Regions from separate parts of the Homo sapiens genome. Here region 2 is linked to region 1. The links are chromatin loops, found by intact Hi-C in ENCODE. Cell type or tissue: left ventricle myocardium inferior. All regions are shown on one strand. Each heading gives the region's core, and the rest is flanking DNA. Links, peaks and the distances in the headings are about the cores only. Region 1 has its middle 72 kb from the start of EMCN. Region 2 has its middle 30 kb from the start of LINC01216.

Region 1 (15,596 bases), core at 3,062-11,061:
GTTTCAGTTTGGAAAAGTGAAAAAGCTCTGGTGTGATGGTGGCACAATAATATGAATGGATTTAATGCAACTGAACTATAGGCTTAAAAATGATTAAAATGCCAAGAAAATGATGGCAAGCCATAGACTGGGAGGAAATATTTGCAAAAGATATGTAATAAAAGATTTTTGTCCAAAACATACAAAGAACTCTGAAAATTTAACAAGAAGAAAATTAATAATGCAAAAAAATGGTAAAGACCTGAACAGACGCCCCACCAAAGAAGATATACAGATGACAAATCAGCATATGAAAAGATGTTCAACATCACATGTCACTAGGGAATTGCAAATTAAAGCAAGAATGAGCTACCACTCCACACCTATTAGAATAGCCCAATCCAAAACACTATTGCGGAGAATGTGGAGGAACAGAAACTCCCATTCACTGCTGGTGGGAATCAAAATGGTACAGCTACTTTGGAAGATGGTTTGGCAGTTTCTTGCGAAACTCCTTGCAAAGTCTTCAAAATGATCCATAGAGAAGAAAAATACATTAAAAATACAGGAAGCAGTATAAGTAGGAAACATTCGGCATGTGATAAAATCTAACATGTATAATTGGAGAGAGAAAATGGAAGAGAGTGAGTTTTTAAAGAAACTCTGACTCAGAATTTCTCAAACTGATGTAACACATCGAATAACATGATCCAAGAAGCTCTCTGTTCCCCTACCTTCCAGTGTATTAAAAAAATTGAAATGAATGCTTTACCTCAAACGAAATGCAATAAATAAGACATCTAAAAGAAAATTTAGGAGATGATATTCTTCACCTTAGAGTTGGCAAAGATGCTTTAGATGGAACACAAAATCCTAACAATTAAAATAATTGGTAAATTGGACTTCATTAATATCAAGTGCTTCTGTTCACTAAAAGTTGCCTTAAAGAGAGTAAAAGACAAGCTGCGCACCAGAAGATATTAGCAATGCATTACTGTAACAATAAACTCATATTCCAAAATTTTAAAATGCCACAAAAACTCCACAAGGCACTCATTGAAAAACAAAACATTGCAATTAAAAATGTTTTAAAGAAACAAAGGACTGGCTGGGCGCAGTGGCTCACGCCTGATAATCCCAGCACTTGGGTTGCATGTGCATAAATGCTAAGTGAACCTTGGGGTAACTCATACCTCAGTGGCACCAGGGCAGTGCCAGAATATGAGATAAAGGTGCATGGCATGATGTGATGTAGGAACTGTTGGAGAATTCATGTGAACAATAGGAGTAACTAGGAGTAATCTGCAAGGCAGGCTATAGGTCTGTAGTGAAGATGGTGGCAGCAAGTGGAAATCTGGCTGCAGGACCATGGAACTGATGTAAACAGCTGCTAATGCTCACTCTGGCCCAAAAGCAAAGCAAGTGCATGAATTTGGGTGTCACATAAACAAAAACTGCCTTTCAGATCCATTCATTCTTCTAATGACATATATCCATGTCTTTCCTAAGGTAAAGATGCTCTCATTTCTCCCTGGGATGTAATGTACAAATCTAATTTATCAACATTTCAACCTTCAAAAAAAGCCTTTAAAAGGGTCAGCAAAGCAAGCTCTGGTACCCACTGTTGCAGTTGGTTCCTGGTCTGTAAGTGATACTCATCATCTTTCTCCACTGTCTCCCTCTTTAGATTTCTTTCATCCTCAGCTAACATTCTTGCTTGGTGGACTGCCAGCCTAGTGGGAAAACCCAGATCTTCATCCCCAAGAGGTCTCAGCCCATAGTTGTCTTGCCCTTGTCAAGCTGTTATTGTTACAACTGCCCATTTATAGTTTTCAACTGATGTAGGAGTCCCAAGAGACAACACAGTTAATCCCTTGAATTCTAGATACTCATCCCTAAGTCCAATGTGTAGCAACCACCCTAGCTTCTTCATGGTGATTGGGCTTGATTACTCCCACTAGTATAGTAACTCCTGTCTTTGCCTTAAAAAAGGCCAGATGGTGGCTGCAACCTCTAATTTGGTGTAACTTATTTTGCATTGGCAAAAGTTTTCTTTCAAGTAAGGTGGCTCGGTAGATAATTGTGCATTCCAGAAGTTAGTATCCCAACCCCACAGGAGTTGTATAAAATAATTTCTATAAGAATGTATTACTGCCCTTTTAAAAGTGAAAAGACACAAAATTGATCTGTTACCAAATGGCTAACTGGACTCCCTGAGGAGTGCAACCACAGTGCTCAATCTTGGTCTCTGCTGCCAGCAGGTTGAGCATTCAGCAGGAGTAAGGTTAGCTCAGCCTTGGTAAGGGAAGGCCCATCTTGTCAGGTTCATGCACAAGTTATAATCCTGTCTCACATTGTTTCAAGTGTGACACATAAGTTATGCATGTGTGGACACTGAGTAGTTTCCACAACATCTCCTGCCTCCGACAGGAACCCCTGGGCATAAAGTGAGAAACACATGATATATATTTAAAATCAATGTGAGAAAGAAGTTGCCAATTGAGTCCCAGATTTACAGTCATGATGGAACAGTTTGTGCTGGTGCTACGACACTTTCTGGCCTACATGCAGAACAAGTATATAGATCATAGTGACATACAAACTCAATCTGCTCTGTCCTGATTTTCTGGTGCCTTAAGCAGCTATTTAGTGTGCTTACTGGGCAAGTCAGCCTTGAAAACATAATAAAAGGCAGACTATGTGATATACTAAAGTTAGGACAAACATTCAACCAGTATGTCTTGGTGTGGCTTACTGACTGGTGGGTTTAGTGGGTCATACTTCTATTTGATAAAATTTTAGAAAGCACAAATGAGAGTAAAGAAAGATTTCCAGACTGGCATGGCTGAAAGAAAGGCAGAAAGGCAAGAAATAGAATGACTTCCATTAGAATTACTAATCAACTCATTGTCTTAAAATAAATGAATAAGTTAGAAGCAGGATCTTGAGGTTTTTGTTGGATGAAAAACCAATAAAGGTTGCTGCGACTTAATAGACAAAATAGGGTTATAGAGGGTTTTTAAGAGGAGTAACGGCACAACCAGACTGTTGCTATATGAAACACAAGTTAATAATAGTGTTTAGGAAATCAAATTTAAGGTTAGGAAACTCAATGACTTTAGCCTTACTTGAAGCATAATGAGGCTTGGATTTCCCTAACATCAATGTGAATGAGTAAAAATGAGGACTGAAGTAAGATATTACTAGGCTTAGTAATAGTCATTGATGGGTGAAGGCAAGGAGGAAAGACATGACGATGATTTGAGAGGTCAATCCTAAATTATCTTCATGAGTGGAACCATCTTTTAATTTTGATCCCATTGAATCTGAGGTATTTGAATGTCAGAGTAACGATACATTTGGTAGGTGTGTGTGTGTATATATATGTATTTATGTATGTGAATACATACGCATGTATGCATATAGCTGATGTGAACACAAAGATACCCAGATCAGACTTCAAGGAAGGGCTTGCTGTTTAGCTGCAGAACATGTGGTCAGAAGCCAGCGTCCTGCTATCTTGCCCATCAGATCTGCCTTAGATTCAGATAAATCCTTTGCTTGAGGTCACATCTCTACCAGAGCAGCCTGCCCCCAGTGACTGAGCATGGCAGGGGTATAAAGTTCTAGCCATCATGACCTGTTGCACAACATCTAGTAAGCAACACTTGCTACAGAGCTCCCTGCCACTTCCACTTCTTCCTTTGCCCAGTTGTACTTCTTCCCCATCCTTTCTGCAGCTGTTCGTCCCTAGTAAACACAATGCACTTAAACTGTGTCTCAGCATTTGCTTCTGGAAACCCAATCTGTGATGGTAACAATGTATCATTTTGGATTCTTGTAGATGCAAACTATGAAATAGCCCACTAAATGTGTCTTAAAAATTTATTATCTCATAAAAAGTTCTGAAGCAGGAAAGTAGCAGAGTTAACTAATGAGTAATTCAGTGATATCATAACAACTTTGAATTCTGTTCATCTCTCCATTTTCTCTTCCTGAAGATTGTCTTTTTTTCTTATACTTGTTTCCTCATAATCAAAAGATGATTGTCACAAATTCAGGGGGCATACCCTAACAACCAAGTCCAAAGGCAAAATGATAGTTTCTTTTCCACATAATTTTTTTTTCTTTAATTAGAAAAAGAAAAATTTCCAGGTCCCAGTGGCTTGGGTCGGGATACCTTCTTATCACTGATAAGGACACAGCAAAGATAAATTTGGAGAACAAGGAGGTTTTTGAGTAAGTAACCATCATTGTCTGCCACAGAAAAGGTTCTAAATTTGATTTCACAGATGAAGTATGGAAGAAATATCCCACTTCATTTTTCCCTCTAAATCAACTTGCATTACATTATAAGACTCGTACTTCTTTGCATAGAAGGAAATTCAATCACAGTCTATAATCTAGGTTTCCCTGGTGCAAATGTTCTGTGATATTATTTGATCCCAAAGCATTAATGAAAACCCAGCAATTCACCAGCCAACACTTGTTTTCACTGAATCATTCCTTGTTGCAATGCACGCAGTACCTTCAAGTCTGATGTTTTCACTGCTTCTGTATTATTGGTCAAGCATGTGAGTTGATGCTGAGGCTGGGAACCTTGGTGGCATGGATACTACCTCCTTAGGTGCACCATTCCTCCAAACCATCCTGTTCAAAGTCTTGCCATTGCCCTGCTCTGTTTCCAAGCAATGTCCTGGCCCCTGATAAATGTAAAATCTGCCAATCTCTGACCACTCTTCATCTAGGGGAAATCCTTCCTGTAGGTCAGTCTCCTTTTAATTTTTTTTTTTCTCTCCTCCTCTCTTTAAACAAGGAGCACACTCTTTTCATCAAGTTACAGTGTAGGCTTTCTGCTCTGTACAAATCCATAAGATAAGGAAGTTCTTAGAGCTTGATTACTGCTCAGAATCAGGAGAATGGGAAATGCAGAGATCAAAACACAAAAGAACAAAATGTATCTTGACCCCCATCCCCAGGGTTTCCAAAATCAGCAAATTAAAACACAAGAAGCCTAGTTAAATTTAAATGGCAGATAAGCAATGAACCTGTTTTAGTATTTCTTGCAGGATAAATTATTGGGCATCATGCATTTTATTGGTAACTTTAGACATCCTCCCCTACCTCCTTCAAAGTATGTAATATTGGTTTGAAGCTTGGAAGAGAAGTTGCTACTGAAAATATAGATTTCAGAGACTTGTAGATTTCGGCTGAAGCTATGTAAGGGATGAAAACTCTAAGCGACCTTAGGATGTCCGGAGAGAAAGACAGACTCTTAAATTATCCTTAGTGTCTGGAATAGTGCTTAACATATAGGAGATCGCAATAAAAAAGAACAAAATGAAAAAAAATCAAACAAGAAATAACTAAGTTGAAGTGAGAGAAAGCCACTCAAAAATAAGCCAATTTCTTTTTAAAATTTTGTTTTTCTCCTGAAGTAATGTATTTTTTTCCTACCATTTTCATTATTTTTTTAGTAGATTATGTCACACAGACATAATTACTGTGGCACTTTTTATGAATTCTCAAGTGAAGACAGATCCATGTTTATATTATACTCTCATGGTTATTCAAATTGACCACATATGTGACCTGGACATTATATTGGTAAACGATTCTCCACTGATGAATAATTAGAAGAATTAATTCGAGAAATCAATGTCTAGTTCGAGATACTCTCAGATAATTCTTGATGTAATAAAGCCTTAAACCTCAAAACAACTTTAAAATCTACACAATAGAGGTGTTGTTCATCATATTTATGGGTATCTTAACTTTGTCACACTTTCATACGGTGCAGATTCAGAGCTTAGGTAGAGTCACAGCTGTTGTCTAGAAATCAACATTAAGTACCCTAACATACCAGATTCTAGAAAGTATGATTCTAATTGTGTTGATCTAAAATTCTCTTCAATATAACTGATTTTTCCCCATGGAATAATCAAGAATAGAATTAACCTGCTATATAGAGAATGGGGAAGGACAGCTTCAAGCAGTCATGACTAGAATCCCAACCGTGGAGATAGAGCCCAGGCGGCCAGGACATAATGTCGCAGAGTGGCAGACCTCACAGTCACTGCTGCAAGTCACCAAAGAAATGTCACGTCCCATGTAGCACTCGGAAATGCCCAGCCTTTGCTCAACCTCCCTGCACACATGTGGCTCCCTCCACAGTACTATATTCAAATGCAGGGCTTATACTGTTCAGTTACCTTAAAATCACCTTAACTTGTAACATTTCCAGAAAATAAGAATGCCTATGTCTAAGTTGCCAGCAGAAATAATTTTGAATTGAATCAGAAGGAAGTTTCCTTGGATCAGAAAGATTGTGCAGCAACTTCAGCAGTGATTATTATTCCATCTGTTGATGTGATTATGGAAATTCTGGCTGAGACTGTAAGTCTTGTGCACTCTGCTGTCCCTCTACTCTCCAAAGGATGGAGGGCTGCCAGCTATGCAAAGTGCTGGAAACGGATGAAAGCAAACTGCTGACCTTGAAGTACTGTTCAGGAGCTCTTAACTCTTTCAGATACAGGTAGTGTGAACGTGTTTATGCATATTTACTCAGCTTTGCAAAGCAGATTGTTGGGTTTTTTTAATTTTTTTAAGCTGGCCTCTGAACTCCATTGCATGGTACCCAAAGAAGCTTATGAAGCTCAGAGGGGATAAAATGAAAAGCAGTGGTAAGTTTAATTGAAAAAACAGGATATTCCATGCACTTGGCAACTTGAGCAACTGAGGAAAATGTGAGAGGACCAATGTTGCAGTTACACAGTTGAAACCAAAAGGATTTCTTATTAAGAGAAGCAACAATATAAAAGAATTAGTCCTCTTAGCTCTTACAATGTATATTTTATTTTTGGCAGTAAAGGTGGCTAGGAGTTGCAAGAAATGCTACTATTTACAATAGAAACAATTTGGCTTTTAATCATTGATTCCTTTTTAACAGAAGGGACTAAGACTGAAACTATCACTTTATGACATCAAATTTATCAAGGAGAGTAAAAAAATGCAATGACATGTGGATGCTGCTAACTCCTGAGAACTTTTGGTACCACATGGATTCCGTGTGGGTTTCTGAAATGCTCCTATCTGATTTGGCTCCCTTAGATACGCTCTTCCACCACCTGCATGTTTTGAAGAAGTAAGATATTTTCTCTCAGAAAATAACAGGATGAGCAATTTTGTATGCCTCTTTAAGATACTGGCCATGAGCTTCTATGTCATTTTTGTGATTCAGCTTCTCCAGTGAGCCATGAGACTCAACTTGATATTGTTAAAAAGGAAAAGGAATCCTCTGTGCATCTGATGTTGTTGTAATATCTTCAAATGTAAAGTGACTCATTTCAGCCTTTGAGATGATCCTGAGTAGAATCATTCATGTTATTCTCTACTGAAGCTATTTATTACCTAGAAGTTTTCCTTTACAGTTCTCACTTAAGATTCTCTCCACCTCCTCAGAAGAGCAAGCCTGAGGATAGAGACGTGTCCAGTTGAAAGTGAATGGTGGACACCAGTGTGCATTGTCAAAGTCCATTGGGATCAGCTTTCAGATAACACACAACCATCGCTGAAGGTCTTCAGTGCACTACGCATTCTCTATTCAAAATAAGAAGAAGGAAAGTTTTTTCTCTTTTAACCAAGTCATTTCTTTGTACCATGGAAATTTTAATCCTAGTCAAGGTTTGAGAAATTAGAATGGTCTCACTAATCCAGGGCCTAAATAAAGTCACAGTGGAGTCACAAAGAGTTAGTCTGGAAGCAAGTAAGCCTGGTTTTTTAACCCCAAATTTTGAATATGAATAAATTCATATCATTAACACTAATATTTTTTAATGCCAGATGTGTTTTTTCCATTACATCGAATGTCATTGTGACTTGGAAATATGGACATTACTGTTGAAACTTTAATGAATTTAGGAAAATGCTGTTGGTTAATTTCTGGTAAACCATTTTTTAAAATGGTTTTTTTCCTTCCTAAATATTTGCTCCCAAATTGATGTCCCCAGTGCACTGAGTACACCAAACCTCTCTGGATGGCCAGTTTCCTCAGAATTTCCTCTTCCCTTTTTTGTTATAAGTCATCATTGTCCCAGAGCTGCAAGCATGGTCTGCGTTCTCCTGGGAATCTTCAGATCTGTTTTTTTGTTTGTTTGTTTGTTTGTTTTTAAATATCCATAGGGACTAAAGCAGGGCTGGTTTTATAAGTAGCACAATTAGCATTGTTTGAAAGTCTTTTTAACATTTTAATGACTATTTCTTGAGGCCCTACCTGCCTTGCCCTGCTATTCTAATTACTCTGGAAAATGGCCATACAAAAAGAAACAAACATCCCTAGTGGAAGAAAGCAGATTAAAAAAAATTAGAACAAATAAAATATGTAGTTTGTAAGAGATAACGACTACTATAGTAGAAGATAAAGAACGGTAGGGGCCAGGGAATCCTGGGAGTGAGGGAAGAAACTAGTTTTAAATAGGGTGGTCATGAAATGTTTTACTTTTTAAAGTAAAATTTTAAACCAAAGACGCATAAATAGATGAGGAAGAAAACTTTTCAGATATCTAAGGGAAGAGTATTTCAGGCAGAAGGGTTAGCAAATTCAAATGTCCTGAGGCTGAAGCATGTTCAGCAGGTGTGAAGTACAAGGAGGCCAATGTTGTTGCAATGAAGTGAGCAAGAAGCAGTTAGGTGCAGTGGGGTCAGGGAAGACATCATACAAGTAGAGAAGGCCTGATGAAGTAGGGTTTTTCAGGTTACTGTAAAGAATTTGGATTTCATTCTAAGAGACATGGGTAGTCATCGATAGAGTTTAGCTTAAATTCCAACAGTATCACTCCACTTGCCTGGTTGAAAATAGACTACAGAGGGGTAAGTGTGGGATGAAGGTAGAACAATTTATAAGCTACAACCATAGCAAAACTCGCAGGACAATGACTGACACTTGGACCAGGGTGGTGGCAGTGCTGCTGGAATTTGTGACTTACTTAGATATAAAATAGGAGACAAAGAGCAGAGTCAACGATGACTCCAAGTTTCTGGTCATTTATTGAGATGGAGAAGAATGTCAGTTGTTAAACTCCTTGATATTTGCTCTTTAGCCTTGATCTTGTCCTTTGATCTGTTGCAGTCCATTCAGAGAAATAATCCTTTATTTCAATCCCTCTCTCCATTTCATAACCATTTGGATTTTTGAAAAACCTAAATCTTCTGATATTATAAAGTCCCTGGTATTGTAAAGTCTTATAACTCAGAACGTGGACAACCCAATAGTTTCATATTTTATCAACGTGATTATTTTACAACATTTGACAAGTAGAATAAAACGATGTGTGTTGCGTTCCTGTGGTAATTTAAATATCTTAATGTCTTAAAGGGACAATCATCAGATTCTGCCCTCAGAATTTTGCTTTGTCCCCGGCAGAAGGCATTTTGGGTGCTTGACTCACTTATGTGGATGATTTTAACTACACCATTGTTTCCATCTTGGACACTTGTTTATTTTAGGCCTCATGACAGATGAGCTCACCCAGACCTTAAAATGCAGACTTTAAGGTTGCATCAGACTATAACTTGATGCTAACTTTGTTTATTCCCCTCTTCAGTTACTGAAGTTACACCCTAACCTCTGGAAAACAACTGGAGACAATGTTTATTTGATAACAAATTAGAAGCTGGCGTCCCAGTTCTCTCTGAGTGTGACTATGTGTATGCAATTTAATGATACTGCAACTGCGTATTATGGTGTATCAACTCGCTTTCCTTTATTCTTTGAGATTTGTTTTATGTTTGGGAGAAGCAAAGGAAAGTGGTAAATGTCTTCTAAAGTGGGAAATTTCAAACCCTGAGATACAGAGACAGAATGCACATCCATAATATTTACATAAAGCAGAATCATTTCTCTGTCCTACCAGGAGAGATGAGAGTAGCAAGGAGAGAAGGTCCAAACTACTGTCTTTAATTGCGTTAAGGGAGTGAATGCTCTGGGGCCTCTATCTTTGGGCTATGCAATAAACCATTATTATGACTGTGGCTGGGAAAACATTTTAAATGTAGAATAAGGTAAGACAGAAGACCAAGAATGTCTACATTATGGACTCTGTGAGTTTTATTTTCAGCATCTGTAAATCTGTAGTCCTTTATAAACAGAACAAAGTGGTCAATTTTCACAGGGGCTGTGCTGGCACAAAGGTACCAAGGGCTTAGATTGGGAACAAAGTCATTAAAAATAACTACACACAAAGAACTCAGTCATAAATAATGTGCCACAGAGGATCCAAAGAACTCAAAGGCTGATTACTTCAGTACATCTAAAAATCTGCTTCAGGCTACCTGGCCTTGAATATGATGAATTCCTTAAAGGACTCCTCCAATTCTCTCCTCTCTTTCTCTTCCTTCTTGCTTTTACCTTTCTTCTTCCCCTCCAACCCCACCATTTCCTCCCCAAAAGCTGCTGGTTTGTCAGTCATTCTGGCAATCAGCCAGAGAATTAGAGAATGAGAAAAAACAAAAACAAAAAATTTCCTAAGGTCCCTTTACCTTTCCACTTGGGCTCCATATTGTAATACAGCTTTTCTATGCTCCCCTTCTCAAACCTCCAGCATCAATGCTGACTTAAAAACTTAGTTTTTATCAGATTTCACCAGGATAAAAATGTTAAGGAAAAAGAGGGAAATTAACATTGCTGGGACACCAGAAATATAAAGCCATTTAAATCCTTCACTCATTTCTCATGTTATCTTTTTCTCTTTCTGAAATTTTGTCACTTTTAATTATTGTGGCTTCCTCTTTGACTGCTCTCTTACTTTCATTGCATCCAATAATGAAGTAAATTTTGTTGTCTCATTCAGATTATATATGGTGACCTTTTCTTACCACCTCCACAGGCTTAATTTTTTTCACACTTCCAAGGCTTAACTTATCTGGGTTCTGTGGATAAAAGTTCTCCTCTGTGGAGCCTTTCCTGATTCTGCCCTTCTCAAGTGTAATTAACTCCCCCCTTCCTTGGGCTCCAACTTAATGTTATCATGACAAATATGACATTTGATTAAACACACACATATACACACCGGCTTGTCTTCACTTGCTAGATGAGGTCCATGAAAAGATGATCTACTCTTTTTCTACCAGTGCTTGCCACATAGTAGGTACTTAACTGGTCCTTGAATGAATGTGTATATCGTATGCCAGAGACACTTCTAGTTGCTGTCACGAGTTATACCATTTAATCTTTACGACAGTATAATGTTGGTTTGCTGATTCTGTTTTTTTATAGACATGAGAAAATTGAAGCTTAGAGGATATAATGGGTAGGAAGTTCAATTGCTAATTACTAGTAGTTACAGGATTCAACTGTCATGAAAGGAGAGCTCGCTTTCACTGGTACTCCAATTTCAGTGTGCATCAGAATCACCAGGATATCTTGATAAAACAGAATTCAACAGCACATTCTTAAAGCTTCTGATTCAGTAGGTCATGGATGGGGGCCAATGATTAGTATTTCAAACAAATTTGCAGATGATGCTGATGAAGTCGGCCCTGAGAGCATACTCTAAGGACCATTGCCTTACCTAACCTGTACATCCTAATCTGTGAGTAGCTGCATGTTTATGGGAGAGAGGATGGCTAAAATTTTACAAAGAGTCTAAGAGCTTGTGTTTCAAGCATGTTCTTAAATTGAATAATCTTTACATCCTATTATCTATCAATCTCTCTATCGGTAAACTAACTAATTTTTCAAATGTGTATACATATTGTTCTGGTTATTGATCTACAAACTCATTGAACGTATCACTGAATTAATGGAACATTTTTATTATTATGTGTTCTCTCCTTTCATGGATATCGGAAGCACAATTGCTGTCATATGAAGAGAAAGAATGTTTAAACATTATGAAGAGAGGTTATCATAAGGTTACAATCATTGGGTAAATTATGGCTCAACTTTATTAAGAATAAGTACACATAGCTAATAAAAAGATATGTTTAAAACGATCTAAAAATTTATGTACAGGTTTATAGAGCTTATAGAAGTTTGCCAAAAAGGAACAAATAAAACAACTGTACTTATGTTTGGGTGGCAGCTTAACAGATGATTTCTTTCTCCTCTTTCTCCCTTCATTCTTTTTCTTTTCTACTCTTCTTTATGTTTGTGCCTTTAAAATTTTCTATGATAAGTATCTTTTACTCATTGCTATGGTTTGAATGTTTGTGTTCTCTCCAAAATTCACTATGAGGTGTAATCCCTGTCTTAGTCCAGTTTGTGCAATACCACAGACTGGGTAATTTGTAAAGAATAGAAATTTATTTGTCACAGTTCTGAAAACTGGGAAGTCCAAGATTAAGATGTCAGCATTTGATAAGTGCCTTTTTGTTGTGTTCTCACATGGTGGAAGGGTGAGAGAGAATGAAATTGTGCCTTCACGTGGCAAAAGAGCAAAAAAGAGGGCATACTTACTCCCATAAGCCCTTTTTATAACTCACTAATCTGCTCATGAAGGCAGAATCCTTATGAGCTAATCAACTCCAAAAAGGACACACCACCCAACACTGTTGCATTGGGGATTAAATACCCAACGAAAAATTTTGGGGGAATATATTGAGAGCCCAGTGCAAAATATTAAGAGATGACACCTTTAGGAGTAATTAGGCCATGAGGTCTCTGCCCTCATAGATGGAATTAGTGCCTTATAAAAGGGATGGAGATAACTAACAAGACCCTTTTTCCCTTTCACCTTCTGCCGTGTAAGGTTACAACAACAAGGCACCATCTTGGAAGCAGAGAGCAGTCCTCACCAGACACTCAATGTTGGCATCGTAATCTTGGACTTTCCAGGCTCTAGACCTGTGAGCAAAAAATATCTGTTCTTTATAAATAATGCAGTCTATGGTTATTTCTCATTATAGCATGAATAGACTAAGACATTTACGTAGTAAATACATACATACTCCAGATGATAAGATGCCCCCTTCCACACTACATTCTATATGTAGAATATAATTTGTTTTTGGCCTGGAATCCTTAAGAAGGACTCCAGCTTTGAGAACTCTTATGCAGTACAGCTCTCCCCACTCAACCCTGGCTTTGTCTTCTTGAGGCCATTAAATCTAGACAGCTCAAATTTGGAAAAGCACAATATAAATTCATCCAACTTCTTGATCATGGTAATAAGATTCCCAACACAGCATTCTTATAATTATTCTTTCTTCTGTCTAGAACCTTCAGACCCAAGTATTTGCATGACATACTTCCTCACTTCATTCAAATCTTTCCTCAAATATAATCTTCCTAGAGCAGATTTCTCTGACAGTTATATCTGAAGTAGCACCCCGTCGTTCTCTTTTCCCTCATCTTGCATTGTTTTTCTTCATAGTTCTTATCATAGTAGGTGCTCAATAAATATTGCTAAACATATGAATGGATTTATTCCTCATCATAACTTTATGAGGTAGTTACTAGCACGTTCCCTATTGCCAAGGCTTAGAGACATTAAATAAATTGCCCATTTAAACCAAGTTATCTTATGCTAGAGTACATATTCTTTAATCACCACATATTGCGATGTTCTTTTATTAACTGATTAAAGTCTATACAGGCACTTGAAAGAGCAGAGATAGATAGTAAAGTATCATTGATAATAAGATATTCAGACACATGGCAGATTACTAAGGATATGAGTATGAGTATGCAAAATGACGTGTACTTCCAAGATATGAGCAAGCAATTGAAAATACCTTATTTTATGAGAGGGTCAACATGGTTTTAAGATCTGTGCTTACTGGCAAAATTGATTGCCATATGTGCAGGGATAAATATTTCCATTTTCCCCTATCTTTGACAGAAAGTGGAAAAAGGAAACACTAAAAACAGGAAAATATGTGTAATATCTGCAGAATGGAAGATATGTAATTCACTGAGCAGCTGAAGAATTAAATCAGAGGTATGTTTTGGCACTCTTTACACTCCCGACTCACTTCCCGTAGATTTTTCCCCTTTTTTATCATGCAGGACCTGGATCTGGTTCCCTTTTTTTGTCCCTATGCCTAGGAGTTACAGAATGTCACCAGTCACATTCCTCTTAGTAACAGCAGAAAGTAGGATGGCCACCCAAAGTAGCCAAAAATTGGGGAACCAGGCACAGGGCTGTCAGCTGCCCTGACAGTAGCTTTGGACCTGGTCTGAACCAATAACATTAGGGACTTCTTGGCCAACATGATTATTTCTCTGGTGTCTTCAGATTTTTTAGAACATTTCATAAAATTACAGGAGATAAACAGGTAAAGCTTTAAACACTTATATTTCAAAACATGTAAAGTAAGTATCACTTTGTTTTGGATAGGTGGCATAATTTGTGGAGTTTCAGGTTCTCTCCAATCACACTATCATTTGATATTCTCGACCAAGACTCTACTTCAAGTTCCAACAGAAACAAAACCTATACTGCCTTCAACAATCTGAGACCACCCACTTTGCATATCCCAGTGAAACTTCAAACAAGACCTGGAAAATATCATTGGTTAAATTTCATGCAGATGTCTGACCACAATCTAGGCACAAGTATTGAAGGAATATTTATTTGCATCTCAGGGACAAACTTCCTTTTTGGTTTCTCTTCTTCACAAAGGGGAAAATAAATTAAAAACTAATGATATTGCATTACATCTTCATAGATGCAAAAGATAAACCAAGAAGGACCAATATAGCATACTAGGAGTTATAGAGAAATAAATTAAAATAAAAAGAGACACAAAAGCATTTAAATATATAATTTATTAAGACTTTGCTAAAATAAAAGAATATTTCAGCCTATACATTTCAAGGAATACCAAATGCAAGAATTCACAAGAATTATTCTCATCTGTTCTTGAGGAATCTCATGGTGAGCAAGATTTCGCCAATCAAGAAATGAGTGGAAAAGCCACAGCAAAGAAATTTGTGGTGATCATTGAATCTATTCAACTATAGAACAAAGACTAAACAAATGTTAAGGCTACAAGTTCAGGCCCAAATGTAAACATTATAATCCGCAATAATTTAAAAAATGAGCAAAATTAGAAGAGTAAATATTGTGATACTGTCTTTAAAAATAAGATTATATTTAACAACACAGAAAGCAGAGGCAAAGATGGTATGTTTAAAGCCTTGAAAAGAGAAAGTCTAAAATAATATAACACAAAAAAATCAGTCCTATCAATAAACATAATTAAGCCCAACTCACATAGTAGCCTGAAAAGATTATTTATTTGGATTATAAAGTGAAATGATATGCTAAAACAAAATAAGTCAGGCATGGTGGCTCAAGCCTGTAATCTCAGTGACTTGGATGGTTCAGGTAGGAGGATCGCTTGGGGTGAGGAATTTGAGATCAGCCTGGGCTAAAAACTAAACATATAAAAAAAGAATTAGCCAGGCATGGTGGCGTGTGGCTGGAGTCCCAGCTACTCAGCAGGCTCATGTGGGAGGATCACTTGAGCTCAAGAGTTTAAGGTTACATTGAGCTATCATCACATCACTGCAGTCTAGCCTGGGTGACAGAGTGAAAGTCTCTTGGAGAGAGAGAGAGAGAAAGAAAGAAAGAAGAAAGACAGAAAGAAAGAAAGAAAAGGGAAGGGAAGGGAGG
Region 2 (15,596 bases), core at 4,272-12,271, 54 kb before region 1:
AAAAAAAAAATACAAGTTTAGATGCAGAAAGGATGCTTTTTCCTGGGTCACTGGGTCACTTATGCAGATACTGGCAAATGCTGAGATTACAAGATAAGCCTTCTAATTTTCATTTAAATAGTGGCAGATGCAAAGATTACAAGCTAGGTCTTCTAATTTTCATTCAATCTTGGATTTACTTTCTATGCAAAGCCATACTTTTCATGTTAGATGCAAAATAAGCTATGGACGTGTGACATGTTTGACTATTTTTGTTCTTGGAACATTCTTTTAAATTTTGTGTAGTCCTCTTTTCTTACATTTTTTTCTCTCCCAGAAAGACAATAATTGAGTTCGGATTCTCATACATTACTCTGCCCAAGGGGCAAAAAGTCAATAAAGACATTACTATAATTCCAGCCTTAAGAACAGTAGTCACATGCTATACAGTGTGCACTGCTAGCCAGGTATCCTAAGGTTCACAGATTAAAAGAGTGATAAGCTGCAAGCATATCAGGGAACCAACCACAAGACATAAGATTGGGAAATGGCGAAGGGAAGCTGACATTTCCAAAGAAAAATTGATGTGTCCAAACTTCTCTTTTTACAAAGAAAAAGTTAATGTTTCACAATATGAATAGGAGAAGTAGCCAAGCTGCTGCTACACAGTGGCACTGTGCTCTCTCCAGGACCTCACCTGACTGCAATCCTGCCACTGCGTGCCATTTTGTGACATGTAACATGGCAGATGTTTTATTTTTCTTAATACTTTGCTTCTAGTTATTGCTGCCAGTTTGATTTGTTAGGCCTGCTAGTTTGGGTTTAGAAACAAGAATGAAAGAAAATAATTCATATCTCTGTAATGGCCCATTTGGTTTCTTTCCTTCAGGACTGTCAACCCTGGGAACTGAGTCCTTTACAATCACCTGCAGTCTCAGGTCCACCCCAACCTTGGTAACAAATCTTATTTATTGATAAGCAGGCTGGCAAATCTTTCCAACTTATAAGGAAGAATACAACAGCCACATTTATGTTATTGTATTATGCATTCTCTCTGGTTGAAACGTTTGTTTGTGAAACCAAATTAAGATCAGAAGATTGTGAATGCCTCTTCACAGTGAAAGTAATTAGATGATTAATTAAAAGATAGTGACAAATAATATATAACAATCATCATTAAATACTCATATGTAAAAGAGAAATTATATTTAATTGTAAAAGAAAATAGAGCATATGGGATCAGTGCTCACCAACCTACTAATGGGATGTTGGTGAGATCTTCTGGCTGGAGATTTAGGGCATTAAAGAACCATTCCAACTATCAAAAGATCTTACCAGGTAGAGTCTTTTCTTTGTGAAGACAAGCTGACTCTCCAAGGAAAAGACTTGTCATCACAGAGGCAGGAAAGGGAATCAGACTTGACTTCCCTTTACCCACAACCTCTAATTGCCAAGTGTCCTATAATCTTTTCATGAAGTAAAACCTAGCTTAGGCAGTTGAATTTCAGAAGACATGTTTGGTTCTTTAATTAAAATATGAATGACATTCAACCTCAGAGTACTTCATCAGGGAATGCTTTACTTTTGCAAGCATTTCTTAGTTGTCTTTTCTTTTTACATTTGCTTATAAAGTAATCATCTTCCAAATCCTTTTGGATTTTGATTATAAATGCAAATTTAATGATATTTCTATTTGTGTCATCTTCCAAAGAGATCAAAAAAGTTTATGAATACATCCTGATATGCATTCCTCTTGTCTCTAATAAATAACTTTGCAGACACATGGCCGCTCTGCCTTCATCAAAAGCAGAAGATAGAGAACAAAGGATCAGATGACATCCCAAGGTCACAGTGTATCCAAAAGGTCACAGATTGATTAACTGCAGGTTCCTTAGGCATTTCAATTTGGGAGTTGGGGTGCTGTTTGTAGTCATGTTAGTTTCAAAGTAACATATAGGTATTAAGTAATATTTTAAAGTTTACTTCTAGAACTCAAACATGAGAGAATATGGGCAGCAATTACTTTTTAAGCAAGTAGGGAATGCAAGAGAACTCTTAACAAGGTTTTTAAAACTGAAGGATTTGTCTGTAACAGCATTTTTTTAAACCACCATTATAATCCCAGCTCTTTATTTGTTTCTAATTTCTTATTCTTTTTGTATAGATCCTGAGACAAATATTGAAGTTACATGATTTCTACAATCTAGTAAAGCAAATTCCCAGAATCCCAAGTTAATCACTAGTTTCCCCAAGAGGCAATTCTTCTGGAATGAGATGATGGCATGAAACTGGTGAGAAAAGTGAAAATTGCTTTTTCTCATTTACAGAGTGAAAAGCCTAGCCATCCACAGACCAATGCAAATGCAGCAAAGCTTTCTCAAGTCTTTTGGCCCTGGAAATAGTTAAGCCGTTAATCCTTATTATTTTATTTGTACCTTACCCCTATAAGAAATGTAAACGCTTAGTGTACAAGTTTCTTTCCACCCTCCATGACAGATGTTTGTATCTTAAGCTGAGTATTATTTTTTATGTATCCTTTTTATATTATAATGAATAGAAAATTTCCAAATTGCCTCATTACATAGACAATAATTCAAATTACAGGCCCAATGTTGCAAAGTTGATAATGTCATCTTCATACTTGAAGGAAAGGAGATTATTCCTATTACACTATTATTAAACATTTAATGTAAATTTTACCATAGAAAAGAAGATAATCATGATAGAAAAAATTCATATTTGCATGATACACTTCGAACCTATTTATAGTTTCTCTTTGCTCAGTTAGAGAAATTTCAGGTATGTTTGAATTGGTGACACAGATTTTTTCCCTCTAGCCCTTTATCATTGCTATCTAGAGAGGATAATGTCTCACACACAAAAATTAAGTGGGTGGTTGCTATCTCTGAATGATTCCCGCCTGTCAGCCCATGGGCAAGAAAGGAGTTGAATTTAACCTTAGTCTCCAAGGATAGAGATAGATTAGATAAATGGGAAACAGCCACTCCTCCCATTTCCTGTTCATGGGATGTAGGAAATGACTAAAATAGGGACCAAAGGAAATTTATTGCTTAAACATATCAAGGATTAGTTCCTCAGTACTTTAAAAATGAGTCCCAAACTCTATTGTAAGAAAGAACTCTAGTTTCAAAGATAGATTAAATAATTCTGCAATTTTTGAAAAACAATTTCTCCCAATTTATTTTTGTCATTGAATAAACATAAAATGATATTTATTCAATGAAAACCTGTTATTTTGTTTTCTCAGAGTAAATAAAATTATTAAAATGCTGCTGACTCATTCCCCTGGCTGCTGGGCAATTTGCTGTTTGCAGTTAATAAAAAACACTTCTAACACTGACTCCAAAATTTTGTTACAGGACAGTGTTGTTTTAAATTATAAACTGAGAATACATACATGTGGATTTGTGTAGATTTTTGCATACCTAGCATGTCATACTGCATTAAACATAGATACTTGATATTTTGATTTTTTAAAAATAGTAATAGTAAAGAAAGAATAAAGGAGGATATAGTAGAATAATTCTTAAATGTACAAACCAGTGAGGTTGAAGCTCTTCTTGCATATTCATAAGTCCACGGGTTTCTTATGGGCATTCAAATAGCAATAATGTCAAAAAATGGATACACACTTCTAGGACACATGGACAATTGAAGGAGGGCCAGCATCTTCACTCATTACTAATCAGGAGACCTTGCATTTGCCTCAAGAGCGACAGAGCTGACAGTGGTTCCTTGCCTAGAACCTGCCTCCTTGTACCAGATCTATAAATAATTTTTCTACAGCAAAAGAGGGAGAATTTGAGCCCCTTCTTTATTTAAAAAAAGATTAAGTACTGATTTTTTATCATTTTTAGGATTCTTTATATTCCCCCTCCCATATTATCATCATTACTCTTTTGTGTATCAATCCCTTCTCTTAAGTATTTTTATTTTCAGCACAGGCCAGTAAGCAGCACATGAAGCAAGAAATGATATGATAATGACTGATAAATCATAATGGATGAAAAAGTTAGATTTGTTCTCAGTTATGTATTTATTTTTAGAAAACAAGAAAGGTGAATGGAAAGCCCTATCTGTATGGTGGCAATGAAGTGAAGAGATTAATTTTACTGTGTGATTTTTCAATCTTATCACTCTATAGTCCTCACACATACATAAGGTGAGGGGATGTCATTTAATGTGTTGTAAGTGAAAGCAGTCACAGTCATATTAGAGTAACTCATGCTTAGAAATAAAAACAAATTTTATGAAAACACCATATCTGCCTGTCATGTTTCACTCACAGTTTACAGAAGCAAGGTGGGAGAGTCCAGTGATTGAAATCATTCTCCTAGGTGTATGATTTCCACAAGGGTAAACAGAGAAGTGAGAGGATTGTACTTGCATATATTTTCCTTATTTATTTACAAGTATGCTGTTAAAGTAGGTCACTGAGTAATATGTTTACCTTTAGTTTAAAATCCAATGCAGTACTATGATGCTTCTGTAGAGTTCTTGACTCCTTACCCATCCAAACAACTACTGTCTGGGCGAAGAGGGTTGGTGAGAGCCAGAGAAAATTCTGGAATTACTGTCAGTCTCTTACACTGATGGACAGGAGCATTTAAAAAAATCTCTTTTCAGCAGGTGTGGAGTTCAAAGTGACAATACTCAGAAGTCTGGGCCCTCTCGTTGTCCCTTCTTTTTCTCTCCCCAGTTCCCCATCTTTCTCTGTTTCCTATAATTTTTTCTGAATGCGGTACTGTTGTTCTGATTCTGGACTGTTGGCCAGGAGTGGTGAAGGGGCATGTAACTTATTTTAAGAATCTTTCGTTGCTAGCTGGGAAAGAAACTTGGCAGAAACTAAGAGGACTCATTGAGGGTCCACAAATTAAAAATGTATTCACATTATGAATCTGCCAGGAAATAAATAGAAATATCATTAATCACATGAAAATGTGTGCCACTTCATTCATAAGATGGAATGTAAATCAATGTGAGATTCAAGTTCTTATCATTCAGATAGGAAAAGATTAAGTGTGCAATATTGCCCAATATTGAAGTGGATGGGGAAATGTCTATAGGTACATTCCCTTTGAATAACCATTTGGCACCATTCATCAAAATTTAAAGTGCACAAACTCTTGGTCCAAAAATTCCATTTGTAAGAACATTTTAAAAATAAGCATACTCATTCAAGCAGGCAAAGATGAATGCAAAAGTGTTTAATACAACATTTTTATATTAATAAAAAATTTGAAAAAACTTTATTGTCCGTCAACAAGGGGCTAGATAAATGAAGTATACCATAACCATTCAATGGGTTTTATGACAGATTGTAATATAACAGACCAATAGTTTTCATTATGAAAAAATGTCAAAGCATAATGAGTGAAAGCAAGATCTATACACACATAAAGAGAGCTATATAAGCACAAGAAAATGTTGACAGAAGCTGCCTCTGGTGAGTTAAGAGTGAAGGTCAGGAGTATTTGATTTTTTTTATCCTGAGCACATATAAATTTTCCATTAAAATCATGTTTTTAAATAAAGAAAATTGGAAACAAGGAAATAGTAATTTTTTTTCTTATGGTCAAAGCTTATTTTTTTAAAAAATAGTTTTTGAATTGGATTATTGTCATAAAACTTTTTTTAACCAAGAAATTCATAATTTCAGTTTGCGTAATACATTTCATACTAAACTTTTTTGCAGCCATAATAAGTAGTGAAATAATGCAACCTACAGGAGCTCCAGGCCAGGCTGGTGAGCCTCCTGGAGACAGCGGCTTTGCTGAAGCCTCAGGCACTGCTCATAACTACCTCCCCAAAGAGAGCTGGACTTCTTGTAAAAAAAAAAAAAAAAAAAAAAAAAAAAAACTCTCTCAGCCACCATGACACAATGTTTCAAAACCCCACTTTCTTCAGTGCATAACCAAGGCCATATTATATGCTTACAAAATGCCATATACACTTTATTCCATACTTCAGTGTCTTTCAGTTATTTGCCTACTGAGGAAAAAAAAATATTGAGTAAACACTTTTATTAAATGGGAATATCTGTTTTTTCTCCCTGTTCAGGAAAATATAAACATCATTAATGAAAGTGATATCAAACATTTATAAAAGGCTCTCAGGTTCAAGGTAGTGACATACAATTGACAAAATATTTCTAGGGATCACTTGATCCACTAATGATAGAAAACTCCTTTGAAGTGGAAACATTAGCAACTTCTAACATTATTCAGCTACTTAAGTCAGAAACTAAATATCTCTTGAGTACACATGAACACAAAGAGGGAAACAATAGACACTGGGACTTACTTCAAGGTGGAGGGTGAGAGGAGGATGAGGATAAAAAAAACTACCCATTGGGTACTACCTGGGTGATGAAATCATTTGTATACCAAACCTGAGCCACATGCAACTTACCCATGTAACAAACCTGCACATGTACCCCCTGAACCTAAAATAATGATTGGAAGAAAAAAAAAAATAAAGTAAATATCCCATACTTCTGTAACCTCACTAAGGTATCTATAGTTTATATAGTTGATATTTTTTAAAAGATGAGATCTCTCTATATAGATATTATATGTTTATGTCTCATATATATTTATAGATCTATAAATATATATAAGTTATATATATATTACTTATATCTATAAATATATATATATTACTTATATATATAAGTATATATATAAATATATATACTTATATATAAATATATATCTAAATATATATACTTATATATATAAATATATATAAATATATATACTTATATATATAAATATATATAAATATATATACTTATATATAAATATATATAAATATATATACTTATATATAAATATATATATTTATATATATTTAAATATAATTAAATATAAATATAAATAAATATTAAATATATATATTTAAATATAATTAAATATAAATATATATATCTATAAATATATAGGTATAACATATATATTTATAGATATCAATATATAGATCTATATATTGATATCTATAAATATATATAAGTATATATATTTATAGATCTATAAATATATATAAGTATATATATTTCTATAGAGAGAGATATGTAAATATATACCTATATCTATATCTATATATATATAGAGAGAGAGAGAGAGAGAAAGAGAAAGGGAGAGAAAGAAAGAGATTCTGTGATTTGTCAGGCAGAAGAACCAGAGAAAGAGAGTGACAGAAAGGAAAAGAGAAGAACCAGAGAAAGAGAGTGACAGAAAGGAAAAGAGAAGAACAAGAGAAAGAGAAAGAAAGGGGAGAGAAAAGGAGAAACAGAGAGGGGAATCCAGAGGAAAAATGATATATTTAAATAAATAAAGAGAAGAAAAGAGGGAATCAATCCTTGCGAAAAAGAAAGCAGAGCTATATTGACAATGTTTACTGGATTTTTAAAAAATCATTTGCTCAGAGGCCTTAATGTTATAACTTTAAAAAGGGAAACCTAGCAGAGTTTCTCTGAGAGTATATGGAGTCAGGATGACATTGACAATGTCAAGAGGTCCTCCATTTACCTTCCCCACCTTTTATTGAATACTAATTATGTCATCTTAATCGTTAAATATCAAAGAGTGAAATTAAAAGACAGAAACTCAACCTTGTTTAAGTAGCAAGAGTAGCCAAGGCTCAGAGTGTGCTGGTAGGTATACATTGTGTAACCTACACACCCAAACTTGCAATGAATATTTTGGGTGTCTCCTACATACAAGACATTGTGCTGTGTTCTGGGCACACAGTGGTTAAAAGAAGAAATAAAGCTCCTGTGCTCAAGGTTCTTTAGTACTACAATTTCTTAGCTGCTAGGCAAAGGCAATGTTTCCTCCTAAACAATAATCAGGGAAATCTTACAGGCAGTCTTTCTTCTGTCAACCATTTTTTATTATCCTGGCAAAGTTAGAGAATCCTTACCTGTGCTGATTTGTTGCCCTGATTTCAAGTTGCTTCTCTCCAACACTAAAATTTCCAGAATAGACCAGGATAGACGATAGACCTATCCTTCTTTACATTTTCTTCATGTATGACTGTAAAGTATTAAACATTTTGCCGAAGTGTAATACACATGTTTTATTTTATTTTTATTTAGACATATCTAAACCCAGAACATTCAGTGAGCCTTTGGCAGCAATAGCACACTACCCCGTTTCCAGATGGACAAAGCCATATGCTTCAAGGGCCCCCTATGGTGTCAATCTTCCTCTGCTCTACAATGCAAACCAATTCAACACTAAAATCCAACACTAAAATTTGTGTTGGTAAAATCAGTGTTGATTCTAAATCTGGTTGCTTTGAAGTAGCGGGGAACATTACATTCTTTCTAGGGTTGATAAGTGCAACTTCACATCCAGCACACTAGCAGTCTAAAAATATGCTTATCTGGATTTAGATAATTTTAGGATTTTTCCCCAAGAAATTTTGGAGGCTGTTGACAGTTTAGAGAAAATGGAGTAGGAGAAGCTTTCCAAAGTCAAAAAATGTGTACCATGAAAAGTTACCAATTCACCTGGTTGAAATTCTTTACTCACACTCTATCACCTCTTATTCCTTTAACTACTTACTGTCTGCCATCACACGTTTATAATAACTTTTATTTCAAAATGACTTTACTTTTATATTATTTATAAATGTTTGTAAATACTATTTTTTGGCCACTATTGGCCAACTACTTGTTTAATAGACTCAATTCTCTTCTGGAAGAAACTGCTCAAGGAGAAAAAAGTGGTTTATTCTGTAAGGTGTGGTAAAATCATTACTCTCACTGTACCAAGAATGCAATTAAGAATAGTAATAAAGTTTCCACACTCTACAGTATTTTTCTTTCTGCACAGGTTGACTCAGGTTGCAAATGTGGGTCTTTTTGTGTGAGATAAACCATATGTGGGAGAAGGGACCATTTGCTAGAGTTCTCCAGAGGACTGCAATTTAGAATATTCAGTCAGGAAATTGCTGTATGTGTGTGAAATTGAAATGTAGGATTGGGACTGAGCCTTTAATGTAAAAAGTATGTGTCCAAAATTCTAACTAAGAGAGCTTTAAATATGATCCACTATTCATCTTGGTAAACTCTTCCGTTTTTAAAATAGGAGATTAGTTTACTTTAAAAAATTTTTTTTCACCTCAATAAACATTTGTTGAACATTTAGCAGAAACAAGATTGTCCACTTCATTCAGCAGGGGATTAAAATTAACAATGTTTGGAAATGATTATTTTTGGGACATATTAAATTAAATATATGATTAAGATTTTTAAAATTAAACAACTTTTTGGTACTGGAAGCTAAGGTACTCACTGGGAGAAACAGACAATATACCGACATTTCTGTGTCTCTTCCAAAAGACAAGCTGTGTTGATTGCTAAAAGAGGAGCATATAAATGTTACAGGAGAAAAGAAGTGTAAGGTATTGATTTGATTAGAAATATGCAGGATGAATTGAATAGAGGGTACAATTTCAACAACTGTAAAGATATTCTAGGCAGTGACCTCCAAAGAAAGACTTGTGAAAATTTTTAATTAAGTAAAACTGAGATAAATTAGAAAGAAAATATTAAAATAACAATATTTTTGGCCTAATGATTTTAAGTTTTCATTTTTTCTAATGTGCCAAGTATTTGTGTTCAGTAACATGTCATGTTTAATTTTGTGTCAACTTGACTGAATCACAGGATGCCCAGATATTTCATCAAGCTTTATTCCAACTGTGTCTGTGAGAATGATTTTGGATGAGATTAACTTTTGAATCAGTAAACTGAGTAAGCAGATTTCCTTCCCCAATGTGAGTGGACCTCCTCTAATCAGCTGAAGACCTAAATACAACAAAAAGGCTGACACACTTAGGAATAAAAGGGAATTCCTTCTGCCTGACTGCATGAGCTAGAATATTGGCATTTTCTAGCCTTTGAACTTGGGCTGCAACATTGGTTCTTGGGTCTTCAGCCTACCAGCTTTCAGACTGGAACTTATACCTTTGGGTTCTCAAGCATTTGTCTTCAAACTGGATCTATACTATAGGTTCTCCTTGGTATCCAGCTTGCTGATTGCAGATCTTGGAACATCTCAGCCATCATAATTGCAATGGCATGAGCCAATTTCTTATAATAAATTTATTTCTCATGTTCTATCCCTATATGTATATATATATGGATAGAAAGAAAGATAAATGTAAAATGTAAAATACTTTTTTACTTTTACTTTACATATATGTATATATAGATAAACTTATATATACCCATATATAAATTTATATAAATTTTATTACATTTATTTATTATATAGATATATGAAATCTTCTTTATTTTGTTTATATAGAGAACCCTAATACAGATTGTGATGCTAGGAATGGTTCTAGAGGGACAGAACTTTAAGAATGTGTTTTTCTGAATTGGTCCTGGGTTTTCTAGAATTGGCTCTATAATTAGATTAGATTTAAAAATACTAAAGACTCTATTTCCAGTAACAAAGAGAGCTCTGATGATAGTCCAACATGTTACCATTGGTCACTCTTAATCAACCACTTAAAAAAGGCAAGAACCTGTTTGACTGCGTATATAATACTTTCAAACATTTTTGGCAAACTAATGAGTATAACAAGATTAGCTTGTTGCTACTATCGTCTCTGAATAAGGCGGGAAAAGAAAAGGATGGGCTCATAAATGGCCTGAAAGCTTCTATATCTGCCCTCAAGGAGACCCTTATTTACCGTAGCTACAAGGCTAATATTGCTGAAAATCAACTATAGAATCTCATCCTGCAATTGGCTGAATTACAACTTAAGTGTAATTCTCAGCCTCTTTGAGTGTCTACTGTTAATGCAAAGGTTCTTATGGGAGAAAAGGCCAAGAAAAAGTCTCTAGAACTGCCTATGCCTGGGAAAATAGTAAACTGTAACAATATTGCATTTCTGGGGTGATTATAGAGATTAGTGCCATGATCAAGGACTTGGAAGATGCAGAGCTGATGATTCCCATCATATCCCCATTTGATTAGCCTATTTGACATGCATAAAACAGATGGATCTTGGAGAATGTCAGTGAATTATTGTAAGCTTCACTAAGTGGTGACTCCAATTACAACTGTGGTAGCAGCTGTGGTTTTATTGCTTGAGGAAATTAACACATCCTCTGGAACCTGGTATGCAATTATTAATCTGGCAAATGCTTTTTTCCCATCACTGCCAATAAGACCCATCAGAACTACTTTGCTTTTATTGTTTTATTTTATTTTTACATTTTATTTTTGTGGATACATAGTAGATGTACATATTGGATATACGAGATATTTTGATGTAGGCATGCAATGTGAAATAAGTATATCATGGAGAATATGGTACACATCCCTCCAATCATTGATTATTTCAGTTACGAACAATCCAATTACACTCTTTAAGTTATTTTTAAATGTACAATTAAGTTATTATTGACTATAGTCACGCTGTTGTGCTATCAAGTACTAGGTCTTTTCATTCTTTCTATTTATATTTTTTAGTACCCATTAACCATCCCTGCCTGACCATGCACCCTCCACCTTCCCACTATGTTTCTCAGCCTCTGATAACCATCTTTCTACTCTCTATGTCCATGAGTTCAATTGTTTTGATTTTTATATCCCACAGATAAGTAAGAATATGGGAGCAGATATCTCTTTGATATACTGATTTCTTTTCTTTTGGATATATAACCAGAAGTAGGATTGCTGGATAATATGGTACCTCTCTTTTTATTTTTTTGAGGATCCCTCAAACTGTTCTCCACAGTGGTTGTACTAATTTACATTCCCAACAATAGTGTATAAGGGTTCCCTTTTCACCAAATCCTTGCCAGCATTTCTTATTGCCTGTCTTTTCAGTATAAACTATTTTAACTGGTATGAGAAGATATCTCACTGTAGTTTTGATTTGCATTTCTCTGATGATCAGTGATGTTGAGCTGATTTTCATATGCTTTTTTGCAATTTGTGTGACTACTTTTGAGAAATATCTCCTCAAATATTTTGTCCTTTTGGGATTGGATTTTTAGATTTTTTTTCTGCAGAGTTGTTTGAGCTCCTTATGTATTCTGGTTATTAATCTCTTGTCAGATGGGTAGTTTGGAAGTATTTTGTCCCATTCTGTGGGTTGTCTCTTAGCTTTGTTGATTGTATGCTTTGCTGTGCAGGAGGTTTTTAACTTGATATGATCTCATTTGTCTATTTTTGCTTTGGTTGTTTATGCTTGTGGGTTGTTGCTCAAGAAATTTTTGCACAGACCAATGTCCTGGAGAAATTCCCCAATGTTTTCTTGTAGTAGTAACATACTTTTAGATCTTAGATTTAAGTCTTATACCATTTTGATTTGATTTTTGTATCTGGTGATAGATAGGGGTCTAATTCCATTCTTCTGCATATGGATATTCAGTTTTCCCACCATCATTTATTCAAGAAACTGCCTTTTCTGAAGCGTATGTTCTTGGCAACTTTGTCAAAAATGAGTTCACTATAGGTATGTGGATTTGTTTCTGGGTTCTCTATTCTGTTTCATTGGTCTATGTGTTTGTTTTTATGCCAGTATCATGCTGTTTTGGTCACTATAGCTCTGCAGCATAATTTGAAGTCAGGTAATGCAGTTCCTCCAGCTTTATTTATTTATTTATTTAGGCTTAGGATAGCTTTGGCTATTCTGGGTCATTTGTGATTCCTTATAAATTTTAGATTTCTTTTTCTATTTCTGTGAAGAAGGTCATTGGTATTTTTATAGAGATTTCATTGGATCTGTAGATTACTTCAGGTAGTATGGGCATTTTAACATGAACATGGAATATTTTTCTATGTTTGGGTGTGTCCTCTTCAACATCTTTCATCAGTGTTTTATAGTTTTCATTATAGAGATCTTTCACTGTTTTAGTTAATTCCTAGGTATTTAATTTCATGTGCAGCTATTGCAAATGGGATTATGTTTTATTTCTTTTTCACATTGTTCACTGTTGGCATATAGAAATGCTACTAATTTTTGGATGTTGATTTTGTATCCTGCAACTTTCCTGAGTTTGCTTATCAGTTTTAATAGTTTCCTTGTGGAGGCTTTAAGTTTTTTCAAATATAAGATCATATCATCTGCAGACAAGGAGAATTCAACTTCTTCCTTTCTGATTTGTATGTCCTTTATATGCTTCTCTTCTCTGATTGCTCTAGCTGGGACTTCCAGTACTATGTTGAATAACAGTGGTGACAATGGGCATCCTTGTTGTGTTTCCAATCTTAGAGGAAAGGATTTCCTTTCCTTTCTCTTCTTTTTGTTTCTTTTTCTTTTCTTTTCGTTTCTTTCTTTTCTTTCCTTTTCTTTTTTTTGAATGGAGTCTTGCTCTGTCGCCCAGGCTGGAGTGCAGTGGCAGGATCTCAGCTCACTGCAACCTCCGCCTCCTAGGATCAAGCGATACTCTCTCTTTTTTAGTTTGTTTGGCTCAAAGTTTGTCAATTTTGCTTAATTTTTCAAAAAGACAACTTTTTGTTTCATTGAACTTTTATATATATATTTTCCATTTCAATTTCTTTTATTTCTGCTCTGATTGTTATTATTTCTTTTCTTCTACTACTTTTGGATTTTGTTTGCTCTTGCTTTTCTACCTCTTTAAGATGCACCATTAGATTGTTTATTGGAAGTTTTTCCTTGTTTTTAATATACACACTTATAGCTATAAAATTCCATCTGAGCACTGCTTTTGCTGTATCCCATATGTTTTGGCATATTGTGTTTTTATTATCATTTGTTCCAACAAATTTTTCAATATCCCTCTTAGTTTGTTCAGTGACGCACTGGTCTTTCAGGAGCATATTGTTTAACTTCTAGGTATTCGTATAGCTTCCAAAGTTCTTGTTATTAATTTCTAGTTTTATTCCATTGTAGTCAGAAAAGATGCTTGATATTATTTCAATTTTTGTATGTTTTAATACTTGTTTTGTGACCTAACATATGGTCAATTTTTGGGAATGCTCTATGTGCTGAGGAAAAGAGTGTGTATACTGCAGCCATTGGATAAAATGCTCCGTAAATATTTATTAGGTGCATTTGGTATATAGTGAAGATTAAGTCTGATAGATTATATATATGTGTGTACGTATATACATATGTATGTATATATAAAATCTGTCCAATGCTGAAGTTGGGGTGTTGAAAACTGCAGATATTATTGTATTAGGGCCTGTTTCTCTCTTTAGCACTAATAATGTTTGCTTTACATATCTGGTTGCTCCAGTGTTGGTGCATATGTATTTAAACTTGTTATATCCTCTTGCTGAATTGACTCCTTTATTATTATATAGTGATCTTCTTTATCTCTTATAGTTTTTGTCTTGAAATCTATTTTGACTGATATAAGTATAGTAACTCCTCCTCTTTTTTGGTTTCCATTGGCATAGAATATCTCATTCCAATCCTTTATTTTCAGTCTTTGTGTTTATTTAGAGGTGAATTGTGTTTCTTATAAAGAACAAATTAATTGGTATTTTTTAAATCCATTCAGCCAGTCTATGTCTTTTGATTGGAGAGTTTATTTCATTTATATTTAATGTTATTATTGATAAGCAAAATCTTACTCCTGCCATTTGTTAAGTGTTTACTGGCTGTTTTGTGGTCTTCTCTTTCTTCTTTTCTTTCTTCCTGTCTTCATTTAGTGAAGGTCATTTCTCTCTGGTGAAATAATTTAGTTTCCTGCTTTTTATTTTTTGTGTATCCATTGTATGTTTTTTGGTTGGATGTTACCATGAGGCTTTCAAATACTGTCTTCTAACCCATTACTTTAACCTGATAACAACTTAACACTATTTGAATAAACAAAAAAGCAAGCAAGCAAAAAGAAAACCAAAAAAAGCTCTATTCCTTAACTTCGTCCTGTTACTTTTCATCTTTTTGCTTTTTCTATTTATATATAATTGTCCCACCTATGTCTTGAAAATTTGTTGTAGTTTTTATTTTTGACTGGTGTGTGGTTTAGTCTTTTTGCTTAGGATAAGAGTAGTTTTAGGATAAGAGTAGTTTTACACCACAGTGACAATGTTATAATATTCTGTGTTTTTCTGTGTACTTACTATTACTGGTGAGTTTTGTATATTCAGGTGATTATTTATGGTTCATGAATGTCCTTTTATTTCTAATTGAAGTACTCCCTTTAGCTTTTCTTTTAGGACAGGTCTGGTGTTGAAGTAATCCCTGTGCTTTTGTTTGTCTGGGAAAGTCTTTGTTTCTCATGTTTGAAGGGTATTTTCACCAGATATACTACTCTAGAGTAAAGATTTTTTTCCTTCGGCACTTTAAATATGTCATGCTATTCTCTTGGCCTGTAAGGTTTCCATTGAAAAGTCTGCTGCCAGACATATTGGAGCTCCATTTGTGTTATTTGGTTTTATTTTTTTTCCCCCTTGCTGCTTTTAGGATCCTTTCTTTATCTTTGACCTTTGAGAGTTTGATTATTAAATGTCTTGAGGTAGTCCTCTTTGGGTTAAATCTCCTTGATGTTATATAATCTTCTTCTACTTGGTTATTGATACCTTTTTCTAGATTTGGGAAGTTCTTTGTTATTATCTTTTTGAATAAACTTTCTACACCTATTTCTTTCT

The links. Hi-C counts contacts between places; a loop is a spot of excess contacts. Peaks named below come from ENCODE experiments on the same cell type or tissue, not always from the same donor. Only the 100,000 strongest peaks of a DNase experiment are listed, where the experiment ranks them.
Region 2: it touches region 1 in a loop (2.0-fold over the local background); 2 of 110 quality-filtered maps call a loop at or near these places.

Annotation. Positions count from the first base shown.
Region 1 is chr4:100,582,188-100,597,783 of GRCh38, reverse strand. No RefSeq gene overlaps it. Among named protein-coding and RNA genes, the nearest start is that of EMCN, 72 kb to the right of the region's middle. In left ventricle myocardium inferior, for the core only: no CTCF peak of the experiment used is centred there; a DNase peak (open chromatin) is centred at 6,413; H3K4me3 peaks cover 353 bases; H3K27ac peaks cover 1,079 bases.
Region 2 is chr4:100,636,999-100,652,594 of GRCh38, reverse strand. No RefSeq gene overlaps it. Among named protein-coding and RNA genes, the nearest start is that of LINC01216, 30 kb to the left of the region's middle. In left ventricle myocardium inferior, for the core only: no CTCF peak of the experiment used is centred there; no DNase peak of the experiment used is centred there.